Regions from separate parts of the Homo sapiens genome. Here regions 1 and 3 are each linked to region 2. Evidence: chromatin contacts called from ENCODE Hi-C data. All regions are on one chromosome and are shown on one strand. Each heading gives the region's core, a stretch centred on a gene start or an enhancer-like site at or near the end of the contact. The rest is flanking DNA. Distances are from core to core; before and after follow the strand shown.

What was found. A loop is a pair of places that touch in the nucleus more often than their neighbours do. Pooled maps may share reads with other maps.
Region 1: a map of CD8-positive, alpha-beta T cell shows a loop between it and region 2 (4-fold over the local background). The contact joins the promoter of CCDC85C here to the promoter of VRK1 in region 2. A Hi-C loop is called at or near these places in 2 of 168 maps with a recorded cell type or tissue (CD8-positive, alpha-beta T cell and naive thymus-derived CD4-positive, alpha-beta T cell), 1 of 37 single-sample maps with no recorded cell type and 7 of 50 pooled maps.
Region 3: a loop to region 2 is called in a map with no recorded cell type, with 30 times the contacts of the local background. The contact joins the enhancer-like site here to the promoter of VRK1 in region 2. A Hi-C loop is called at or near these places in 2 of 37 single-sample maps with no recorded cell type and 2 of 50 pooled maps.

Annotation. Positions count from the first base shown.
Region 1 is chr14:99,601,830-99,605,456 of GRCh38, forward strand. It overlaps CCDC85C (coiled-coil domain containing 85C), which reads right to left and starts at 2,378. Exons shown (of 6, transcript NM_001144995.2): 1 at 1,338-2,378. The coding sequence starts at 2,130. It also overlaps a transcript of HHIPL1 not described here. RefSeq lists enhancers at 573-1,226, 1,933-2,052 and silencers at 2,313-2,842, 2,983-3,122, 3,183-3,252, 3,433-3,582.
Region 2 is chr14:96,795,437-96,798,902 of GRCh38, forward strand. VRK1 (VRK serine/threonine kinase 1) reads left to right here and starts at 1,946. Exons shown (of 13, transcript NM_003384.3): 1 at 1,946-2,011. RefSeq lists silencers at 1,828-2,027, 2,038-2,327 and an enhancer at 2,272-2,803.
Region 3 is chr14:93,960,986-93,964,643 of GRCh38, forward strand. ASB2 (ankyrin repeat and SOCS box containing 2) reads right to left here. Exons shown (of 10, transcript NM_001202429.2): 2 at 3,349-3,627. The coding sequence starts at 3,554. Among named protein-coding and RNA genes, the nearest start is that of ASB2, 14 kb to the right of the region's middle. RefSeq lists enhancers at 1,497-1,997, 1,998-2,498. Within about 2 kb of position 1,871, at least 17 of the 41 ENCODE cell types and tissues checked have a DNase peak (open chromatin) inside an H3K27ac peak, as active enhancers do.

The DNA.
Region 1 (3,627 bases), core at 1,128-3,627, 2.8 Mb after region 2:
GCCTTGAACCCACAGGCTCAGGATGGTAAATAAAGGAAAAACATGCTGCACTGCCCCTGCCCCACCTCCATGGGTATGTCTCCCACCCCAGCCCCCACCCCAACACGTCTGCAGAGGCCACTTGGCCACCAAACTAAGGAGAAAACGTCCCTCCCCAGCTCAGGCTGAGGGGTTCTGGGGAGGGCAGTTATTGCAGGCTTAGACACACTTTCTCTGAATTAGGAAAGGCTTTAAAGGGAACCAGAAAGAGCTGTTCATTCTCCACCTTCAGGCAAAAAGTTCAGGCAGTTGCAACTACCAGCAGAACTGGAAGCCAAGCTACCAAAAAACGTGGAAGAACAGGGAGGCCCCGGATCCACCAGCGAGGAGGAGAAAGCTGGCAGGGAGCAGAAGGGCTGAGCAGGGGGCTGGGAGAGGGAGCAGGCTGCAAGCTCCCACAGCCCCAAGCTGGGGCCACCCTCTGCACTGGGCGCAGCAGTAACATGGGCGTAGAAGACAGAAGCTGACAGAGGCCAAAGTTCCTCCCACCCACACCCTGGTCACGGATGACCACGGCACTTCCTGTAAGGCGATCAACAGTTTATAAATCCCTTCAGAAGGTTTATCTCCACCTCAAACCCACGAGGCAGAGGTCATCATCTCCATTTCACAGACAAAGAAACTGAGGCACACAGAGGAGAAAAGCTAGAATCCGTTCCAAATACATCTCCCTCGGGAAAGTCTTAGAGTCTCGGCTGAGAAAGGTCCCAGGACTAGAAGGGCGGAATTTATGGCAAACAAGAAAGGCTCTGAGCCCCAGGCCTCTCCCCAACTGCCTCTGGGTCTCAAGCGGCTGCCTGTGCACCTTCCCAATCCCCACACCCCACTGCAGAACTCCAGCCACCGCACACACGTGGACGCTGCTTGGTTTGGAGGACACCTGTTGCTGCAAGAGGGGAAATTCACTTGCGCTCAAGGGGCCTTGTATCCTTTGCTGTTTAGAACTTCCCGCTACTAGGCAAGGATTTCCAAGGCTGGGATGAGGCGCCCACCGCCAGCCCAGCAGTGACAGACCCTAATTTTGGCAACTACACCCGCTAGAAACTTTTCTGGGACCGGACCGGCAGCAGGTTCTGAGCTGGACAAAAAGACGCTCCACCACTGAACCGGCCCACCACCGCCCAAAGCCCCACTTTGGGTGAGTGCGGGATCCCCTGGCCCAGGATCCATGACAGCTGGAGGAGTCTGGAGTGGCGGCCGCATGAGTGGGACAGCCAGGGACCACCTCCTCTCGCCGCAGCCTGGGAAAAGGGCTGCAGCCAGGGAGACCCGCGCTGCCCGGCCCGTGTAGTCCTTACCGTGCAGGCCGTTGGGGATGCTGCGGTGGTGCGGCGGCGCCGACAAGTCGTCCAGGGACCGACGTGTGGCTCCTGCCTTGCCGTCGGGGGCCTTGTGCGGCCCGGGGGGCAGCAGCGGGGGTGGGACGTGGTGGTGGTGGTCGGGGCTGCCGCCGCTGCCCGCGCTGGACGTACTGCTGCCGTCGCCCACGTCGCGGGCCCCCGCGCCGGGCGCGCCACCCGACAGCGGCCCGCTCAGGCTGGCCTGGCTGTCGATGGAGCTGCGGGAGCCGGCGCCGCCCCCGCCGCCGCCGCCACCGCTTGCGGCCCCCGTCGCCGCCAGTGCCGCGCGCTCCTCGTCCAGCAGCAGCACCAGCTCCTTGAGCTCCAGGTTCTCGCGCAGCAGGGCCTCCTGGCGCGCCTCGAGCTCGCGCAGCTTCTGCTGCGAGCGGGCCACCTCGTGCCACACGGCGCCGGCCGCGTGGCGCCCGAAGCGCTGCCACTCGCGCGCCAGCTTGCGCCCCTTCTGCCGGTCGTCGTCGAGGAAGCAGCAGAGCTCGCGCAGCTCCTGGTTGTCGTCCTGCAGCCGCTGGTTCACGTCCTTGAGGCCGCGGATCTCCAGCAGGTGCTGCTGCAGCCGCCGGTTCACGTCGCGCATCAGGCCGCCGTGCTCCAGCATGAGGCCCACCTTCTCGCCCTCGGCGCGCCGCAGCCGCCGCGCCAGCTCCTCCTTGCTCCAGCGCAGCAGCTCCTCGTCCGGCACCTGGCTCAGCTCCTCCGACGCCGCCGCCGCCGTCGCCGCGGGCTTAGCCATGGCGGGGCCGTCACCGCGGCATCGCCCTCGCCCTCGCCCGGCCGGCGCTTCCCCGCGCCGGGGCTCCGCTGGGCCGGTCCGCGCGCGGGCGGGGGGCGGCCGGGGGCGCGTGCGGCCCGCCCCGCGCCGCCTGGCGCGTCCTCTCGCCGCGCCCGCCGGGGCCGCCCGGGAGCCCGCGCGCCTCGGGGTTGACGAGCGGAGGCGGCTGCTGCGTCGGCGGCCGCGGTGCCGGGCGCTCTCAGGGTTCTGGAGAAGCAGGCGGAGGCCCGCCCCCGGCCCAGCTCCCGGAGCCCCCGCCGCCCCGCCCACCCCGGGCGGAGAGTGGGCGGGTCTCCGAGGCCCGGCCCCGCCCCCGAGGGCGACTGGGGAGCAGAGGCGCGGCCCCCGCCGTCCCCCTGCGCGGTGCGCCCGCCCGTCCAGTGCCCTCTCAGAGGCGCGTTCCGGCCGCGGTCCCGCCCTCCCGGCCGGGCGATTGGGCCGCTCCGGGGGTGTGCGGGAGGGGCGGGGCGCGCGCGGGGGAAGCTGCGGCGGTGGTACGGTCCATCCGCGGGGTTTCCGACCCCCGCCCGCGGCCGGCTCCCGGCGGTTCAAGTTTCTGCGCCCGGAGGACGCGGCCTTAGCCAATCCCAGGGCTACAGGGCGCTTTTAAAATGCAGGTACGGCTGCGGGGAGGGGGACGGTGGGAAAGGTAGGGCCGGGCTTCCCTTAAAGGCGACGCGCGAAAATAGCAGTCGAGCCCCCTCCCCGGCCCGCGTCCCCGGTCCTCTTCCCTCTCCCCAGATAAACAAATACCCACGATCCGGGCGACGGCGCCCCTTCTCCCTCCCGGGGGCACCAGAGTTCAGGGCAGTCGGAGACACAGCGAACAATAGGACTGTGACATGGGGGTCGCTCTTCCCCGCAGCAGGGCGGCTCTTTGTCCCCTTCCCTGCCCCCAGGCTCCTCCGCCCCCGTCCCCACCCGGGTCCCCTGCCGGAGCACGCGGCGGGGCTGCGTCTCCACTCCTAGCCCAGGGCTGAGCTAAACGCTGGCGTCCGCGCCCCTGCAGGGCCAGGGCCTTGCCAGCCGCGTCCCGCAGCGCGGTCAGTACTCTCTGCCCCGATGGGGCGAGAGCTCCGGGAACCTGCCCCCTGCCCGGAGCGGCGCTCGGAGCCCCGCTCCACCTCCGCTCACTCGACCGCTAAATCCCTGGGATTCGGGAGATAATCTGCAATTCGCGGGGTGGAAACCACTGGGAAGGGTGGGAAGGTCTCCCACTGGGGCCTGAACGCCGGGGTCCGGGGGCGCCGAGCCGGCCACAGAACTCCCCACCGGCGGCCTCGCGGGACCCCCGGGCTTCCCACTGCCTGTAAGTCTGTCTCGTTATCCTCCGGTCCCCAAAGCGCATTTACGGCGCGTCTACCGCCAGCAGGCGGGGCGGGGCGGGGCGGGGGGGGGTCCCTCCCCCGGAACCTGCAACGAGATCAAATCCGCGCACGCGACAGTGAGCGGCCCACG
Region 2 (3,466 bases), core at 696-3,195:
ACCTTGCCCATGCTCTGTTAGGGTCTCAACAGGAAGCAGATGACATAATTCCAAATAGGGTAATTTGAGGAAGGTTATTTGCAATGAGACTATTTACAACGGTGTTGGGGGTAGGAACCACGAGGGAGGATGCAGTAACTTGTGGGTCAGCAGCAGCCGTGATGTCATCACTTCCAGACCTGAGGCACAAAGGGAAGGGCTACTACCGCAAACTGGAGGGAGGGCCAGGGAGCAGTGACCTTCAGCTGAGGGACCTGCCAACTGGAGGTGACCTTGCCAGTCAGGATCCAGGGGCTTAACCTACTCTAACCAACCTTTCTTTTTCCTCCAATCTTCTGTGGGGTTCTCCACTGGGCACGCCCCAAAGCCAGGGGGCACAGGGAGCGCGAAGTAATTTGTAGAGGTCAGCCTCCTGGGGCAGAGGGCAGGCAGGAGAAGTATTTGGAGCAGATGAGGGTATCTGGAGGGGAAAATGTAAGACATCAGGCACAATATTGCCCTGTCTAATGGACAGAGTGATTCCAGGTTTTGTAGGGACTGAAGCTCACATAATTTTGGGGGATCTACTTTAAGAAAAATCAGCTGGGTGTGGTGGCTCATGCCTGTAATTCTAGCACTTTGGGAGGCTGAGGCGGGGTGGATTGTTTGAGCTCAGGAGTTCAAGACCAGCCTGGGCAACATGGTCAAACCCTGTCTCTACAAAAAATACAAAAATTAGCCAGAAGTGGTGGCCTGTGCGTGTAATCCCAGCTACTCGGAGGGTTGAGGTGGGAGGATTGCTTGAGCCCAGGAGGTCGTGGCTGCAGTGAACCGAGATCGCGCCAATGCATTGCAGCCTGGGTGACAAAGTGAGACTATATCTTTAAAAAAAAGAAAAAGAAAAGTAAAATCGACAAATAAACCCCCAAAGCTATGTAAACTCATTGAGGGACCTGCGCAAGTGAGGTCCTGAAGCTTACGCTTCATTGGCTTCATTGTTAATCTCCCTCTGCCTGTGACTTCAGTGATTTTGACCTAGAACAATGACCCAGTGCCCAATAAGCTCTCAGCCTCATGGGTGATGGAGACTTAGCTGATTATAATAAACACAATGCGGCCGGGCGCGGTGGCTCACGCCTGTAATCCCAGCACTTGGCGAGGCCAAGGCGGGCGGATCACAAGGTCAGGAGATCGAGACCATCCTGGCTAACACGGTGAAACCCCGTCTCTACTAAAAACAGAAAAAAATTAGCTGGGCGTGATGGCGAGCGCCTGTAGTCCCAGCTACTCGGGAGGCTGAGGCAGGAGAATGGCGTGAACCCGGGAGACGGAGCTTGCAGTGAGCCGAGACTGTGCCACTGTACTCCAGCCTGGGCGACAGAGTGAGACTCCGTCTCAAAAAAATAAATAAATAAAAATAAATAATAAACACAATGCAAACTGTGGCATACGTTGATTACAGATGAAACACTATAGATGATTAGGTAGACATTGAGATATGCTTTGAAATAGGCTTCGAAAAACAGGTAGGATTTAGACACATATCAATGAGTGGGCAGAATAATACTAACACTATCTGCTATTTATTGAGCACCAACTAAGTTTAAAGTACTGCCTATAGATTATTTCATTTAATCCTAACAGAAACAGGAAACTTATTTTACACCCAACTCTCTGCCAATACACTTAATAAATCAAGCTACTACGAACAAGGCTGTAAACCACATTTCCTAGAAGACCAGGGAGCAGAAGGACGGGGATCTCCCTTTGCCGCTAAGAGACTCCAACTCCCAGGATGCCTTGGGAGCGCTGGACCACAGCTCCCGGCATTCCCGGGGAGGCGCGGGGCTAGCGTAGCCTCCGCCCCGCGCCTCGCGTTACCACTCGTCCCGCCCCTCCTCGTCGCCTCCGAGCCAATGGGAAGGCTCCATACTGCAGGGTGCGAAGGGGCCGGCGCCGCTGCCGAGTTACGAGTCGGCGAAAGCGGCGGGAAGTTCGTACTGGGCAGAACGCGACGGGTCTGCGGCTTAGGGTAGGGAGGCCGCAGGCGACACGGCTCGAGGACTCGCGCGCCGAGCCGGGGGCGCGGAGGCGGGCGGCCGGGGCTGGGGCCGGCACTGGGCCTTCCGGGCGGCCTGTGGGTCCACCGGGGTGCGGGAGTCGCCGTCAGCCTCGGTCGCCCCGCGGGACCGCGCTCCGCCGCGTGGCTTCCGCCTGCGCGGGCGTCCGCTCCTTCCTTGTCTCGTTCAGGCCCCGCAGGCGCCCCCGGGGATGCCTGGACTGGCCAGGCCGGCCCCCATCTGAGCTCCACGTTCTGGACGCGCGTGGTGTCGCGGCCGAGCTCGCAAACGCCGCCTCGGGCCTCACCGGGAAGCCGGTTCTGTCAGGCGGGGCTCCGGGTGAACAGCGCAGGCGAGGCCCCTGCCCCGCAGAGCTCACTCTGTAGAAGGGAAACAACACACGCAGCTGCGATGTTTTGCGGATACGGAAATGCTTTCTTAGAAACGGGACAGGCAGTTGCGGGCTAGAGGAATGGGGGCGAGGCTCTTTAGGTTAGGTGATCCGGGAGGGCATCTCAGAGGATGTGACCTTTGACTTGAGACCTGAGAGGGGAGGCCGACCCCTGAGGATAGCAGCCAGGCCTGGGGACCGCGAGGCCGCCCGTTATTTCCCTGTCACATCGCGGGGAGGCCCCGTGATCCTGTACTTGAGGGTCTGTCTGGTGCAAGGCAGTTAGAGCCGCTTGTGTGTTTTGCAAGGGACTTTCATAACCGTTTGACAGTTCCTCCTCATTCTGTCCTTACCTGGCAGGGTGGCATCCTTTACTGTTGCAGCTCCATTCAGGGGCAACGCATAGTTTTTCCTACCACCGAAATAGTATTGTGGTTCTCGTCTCAAAACTCTTAGGTGGTAGAATTAAATTCGACAGACAGCAGCAGAGTCAGACACTATAGGTTCCTGTTGAGGCCACCCATTTTTCTGATGTCCTTTCTTTCAAGTCACTCATTTTTGTTTTCCTTTGTATAGACTCTTCCCTTCCCTTTCCTGTGTCCCTTTCTTGGAACAACTTGGAAATACAATTTGCTATTGGGAGGATGTTGGTTTTAGGGAACTGTTGAAGAACTTCATTAATTATTGTGTGTGTGTTTTTCTTTTCTTCTTCTTTTTTTTTAAACTGGAATTGCCCATCTGTTGAGACTGAAATTCAAGAGTAAAAAAAAGTAGGGCAGCATTTATTTTCAAGAGTTGACAATAAAGGCACCTTTCTTTATGACATGCTGAGCATGATACTTTGGGGGAGAATTTAATCTAGAATTTTGAAGCATTTTCAGAAGGAAGCAAGGGTTCTTTATATAGTCATTTTATGTAGGTTACGTTTATGTTCTTCAAAATGGCATGTAGTGATTGGAATTAAATTTCTGGGTAGATAAGATTATGTTCATCTGTTACCTATAGAAGGGAATGTAACTTAAGTAGTCACTTAATA
Region 3 (3,658 bases), core at 621-3,120, 2.8 Mb before region 2:
AACAGTATCAGCTCAGCTCTCTGTCCCCTAGGAGGTCACAGTCTAGTTGGGAACACTCTCAGGAGGGTGTCCCAGGAAGACCCAAGAAGCTTGTCTGTGAAGCAGAGGCCATCATGAGATTGGTGCTGGAGCACTCAGACAGGGCCGGGGAGGTCAATACGAGCTGCAAGATGTGGGAAGGCTCCAACGCCCACCTCATCTTATTTGCTTTTCACAGGAATACTGCAAGGGGAGCACAGCATGTTTTTGTTGTTGCTGTTATAAAGATGAGGCCACTGGGGCTCAGATAGGGTTAGCCACCCACCTAAGGTTGCACAGCCAGTAAGTGTAGAGGAAGAATTTGAATCTCTAGACCTACTTCTCTTTCCACTCTGCTGCCTTTCCATCTATTCCTTTATTCACCCATTCACTCATTCACAGATAGCCATGTGGTGCCTGCCACAGGTCAGACACAGCGCTTCACTGGAGGCGTAGGTTAATGGCAGAAGCAGAGAAATAAATAAGAATTGTAAGTCAAGGTGAAGGCCACAGAGGAAACAGCCATGAGAGCAAGTAAGAGGTGAAAAACCAGCTGGCCCGGGAGAGTGGTCAGGGCAGGACTGGCTGAGGAGGTGATGCTTAATCTCAGACCTGAAGATGAGAAGGAGCTGCTATGTGGATTGCCTGGGGACAAGGGTGACATCCTATTGCTAAACTTGCTGTGAATTTATTTGGACAGATAAAAGTGAACAAGGACTGTCTCGGGTCCTGCATCCACTGTAATGCGTGTCTGGGTGTGAGGGCACAAGTGCGTGTGTGCCGTGTGAATTTGGGGACCCTGGGCCTCTGTGAGTGGGAGACGGACGTAATGAGGTCAAAACTTCACCTCAAGGTGGGGTAGGGGAAGGAAACAGAGGCCTTCACAGCATCAGCAGAGCCTGGTGAAGTGTCTGAACTTCAGAGCGGGACAGACTTTGGTTCCATGCCTGGCCCTGCTGTGGGCATGTTTTGTCGTCTGTAAAATGGGCACAGAAGCAATCCACTTTGGGTGGCTTTTGTAAACATTAAGTGAATTAATGTGTGGCAGGCACATGGGAGGTGCTCAATGTGCATTTGGGGGGAGAAGAATTTCATTAAACATTCTTTTTTTTTTTTTTTTTTTTTTTTTGAGATGGAGTCTCGCTCTGTCGCCCAGGCTGGAGTGCAGTGGCGGGATCTCGGCTCACTGCAAGCTCCGCCTCCCGGGTTCACACCATTCTCCTGCCTCAGCTTCCCAAGTAGCTGGGACTACAGGCGCCCGCCACTACGCCCGGCTAATTTTTTGTATTTTTAGTAGAGACGGGGTTTCACCGTTTTAGCCGGGATGGTCTCGATCTCCCGACCTCGTGATCCGCCTAAACATTCTATCTAAGGGGTTTTTCTTCCCAGCAGGGCCCAAGCCCAGCCTCCTTCCAGAGGCGAAGGCGCAGAACCGAACCTAGGAGGTTTCAGGTCACTCCTAGAGTAACAAGATGCAGGTTGACCCTCCTCTGCTATATTGCTTGTGGGGCTGGACCTCAGATGAGGGCTGCTCGACCTGGGAGAAATGGTCTCAATTCTCTAGGAGAGCTTTTTCCGCAGGAAGCTGAATAAATGTTCATGGCCCACTGTGGGCCTCCATTTCCTTACCCTCCAGATGAAGGCAGAGTCAGGGTCTGGATGCCGAGGGCCCACTTCTTTCTAATGTGTCCAAGCATCCCTGGGACTCCTGAGGGGGCTCCTATGCTGGGGAGAAGGCTGCAGACACCTGAGGGGACGTGCTGGCTTCATGCAGCAGGCCCTGTCTTCAGAGGAAGGATGCCCTATCTCTATCTGACCCCCTCCTGAGGAAGAGGAACTTGTGGCCTGTCTTCCGCTGAACCGGCCAGAACAGGAACCAGGGCCACCTTGAGCATGAGCCAAGATGAACCCAGTCCTTGGCTTCAGGTTTCTGTTTCTCAGATTGGGTTTCAGAATGGAACGTCCTCGGGGGCAGCTTAGTAACCTGGAGTCTTCGTACTCTTTCCGGCTGCCCAAAGTAGCTGCCTGCCTTCCCCTTTAAAAGGGGCTCCTCAGCTCTGGGCCTCTGCCCAGCCAGCCTGACAGAGATGGTCCAGCCTCGGCAAGGGCAAAGTCACTTAGGGGACAGGGCTGAGATGCACCATCACCCACCTTCATCCCCTGTCAACTGTGACTGCACATCGGAAAAAGTCTGTTTGTTGTTGTTGTTATTTGAGAAGGAAGCTGAGGTTTTCAGAGGTTAAGTGACTTGCCTGAGGTCACGCAGGGAGCCAGCTGGCTGCTGTACACAATGAGATTTGTGGCCTATGCCTCAAAGTAACACCAACACAATTGTCACAGCAATTCCCATGCCCTGCCATTCATGCCCAAACACACTTGACCTTGGCTGGGGACGGGGGTGAGGAGCAAAAGCAATTTTATGGCTTATAGAGGTCTTTTCCAAATGCATTTTGAGATCAATCACCGCTCTGCTTAATCACCTCTCTAGCTCCCACCTCCTACAAAGGAGGTGTCGTCTAGATCTGCACCGTCTGATAAGGTAGTCATTGGCCACATGTGCTAGGGAGCGCTTGAAACGTGGCCAGTCTGAATCAAGATGGGCTGTGAGTGTAAAATACACACTGGATTTCAAAGACTTGATGGGCAAAAAGAAATGGTAACAATCTGATTCATAATTTTATATTGATGGAAATATAAGTCTCTTGGTGGAAATGGTGATACTTCAGATGTGAACTATCAATGAAAATTAATTTCACCTGTTTCTCTTTACTTTTTTGGCTGTTGGAACCTTTAAAATTGCATCCGTGCATTGCAGTTGTGGGTGGTGTCATATCTGGATGGCGCTGCTTTAGAAAGTCCTGTGACTGAGAGGATGAGGTGGGGCTGAGAGTGGGGAGCCAGAAGAAGGAGACAGGATGGCTCTGCTGGGCAGACATCCCTTGCTCACCAGATATGTTTTTCAAGGGAGGCTGTGTTGTAAGATAGGGAGCCAGGCAGCTCTGATCTCGGCAGCATTATCTACTGGCTATGTGACCTCGGGCCTCTTTTTCAGCCCTGAGCTTCAGTCTCCTCTTTTAAATGGGTCTATAACCCAGAGCCCACTGAGAGGGTCCTTAAGCGGATGAAAGGAGGCAGAGTGTGTATAGCACCCACTTCAGTACCTGGCACAGCCAGAGCTTGGTAAGTTCAGATAACAAATGTAAATGGGAAAGGTGTGAAAAGCAACCTAGAGACCAGGATACCGTGGTTTTGGATTAACAGCATTAGGGATCTACAGTCTGTGGATGTCCTGGATGGCCCCACTTCCCTCATCAGCCTCGCCTTGCTCACCTGGTCCATGGGTAGAAATGGGCAGGTTGGCGGTTGGTACATGCAGACGCGGTGGCCTCAGCAGTGGTTGGGCCCCTTGTCTTGTCCGCTAGGCTCTGCTCGATGGCCATCTGCACCAGTTCATCCTCGCTCAGGCTGCTGTACAGGCTGTACTCCTCCTGCCCAATGGTACACTGGCTGCCCCGAGTGCTGATCTGCGTGGCCATCCTCCTCCACCTCTCACCCTGGCCTCCAGAACAGACACCCAGTGGGGAGGAGGGAACAGCAAATCAGAAAACCCTGTGAGGAAACCAAAACCATCCTGGTCACG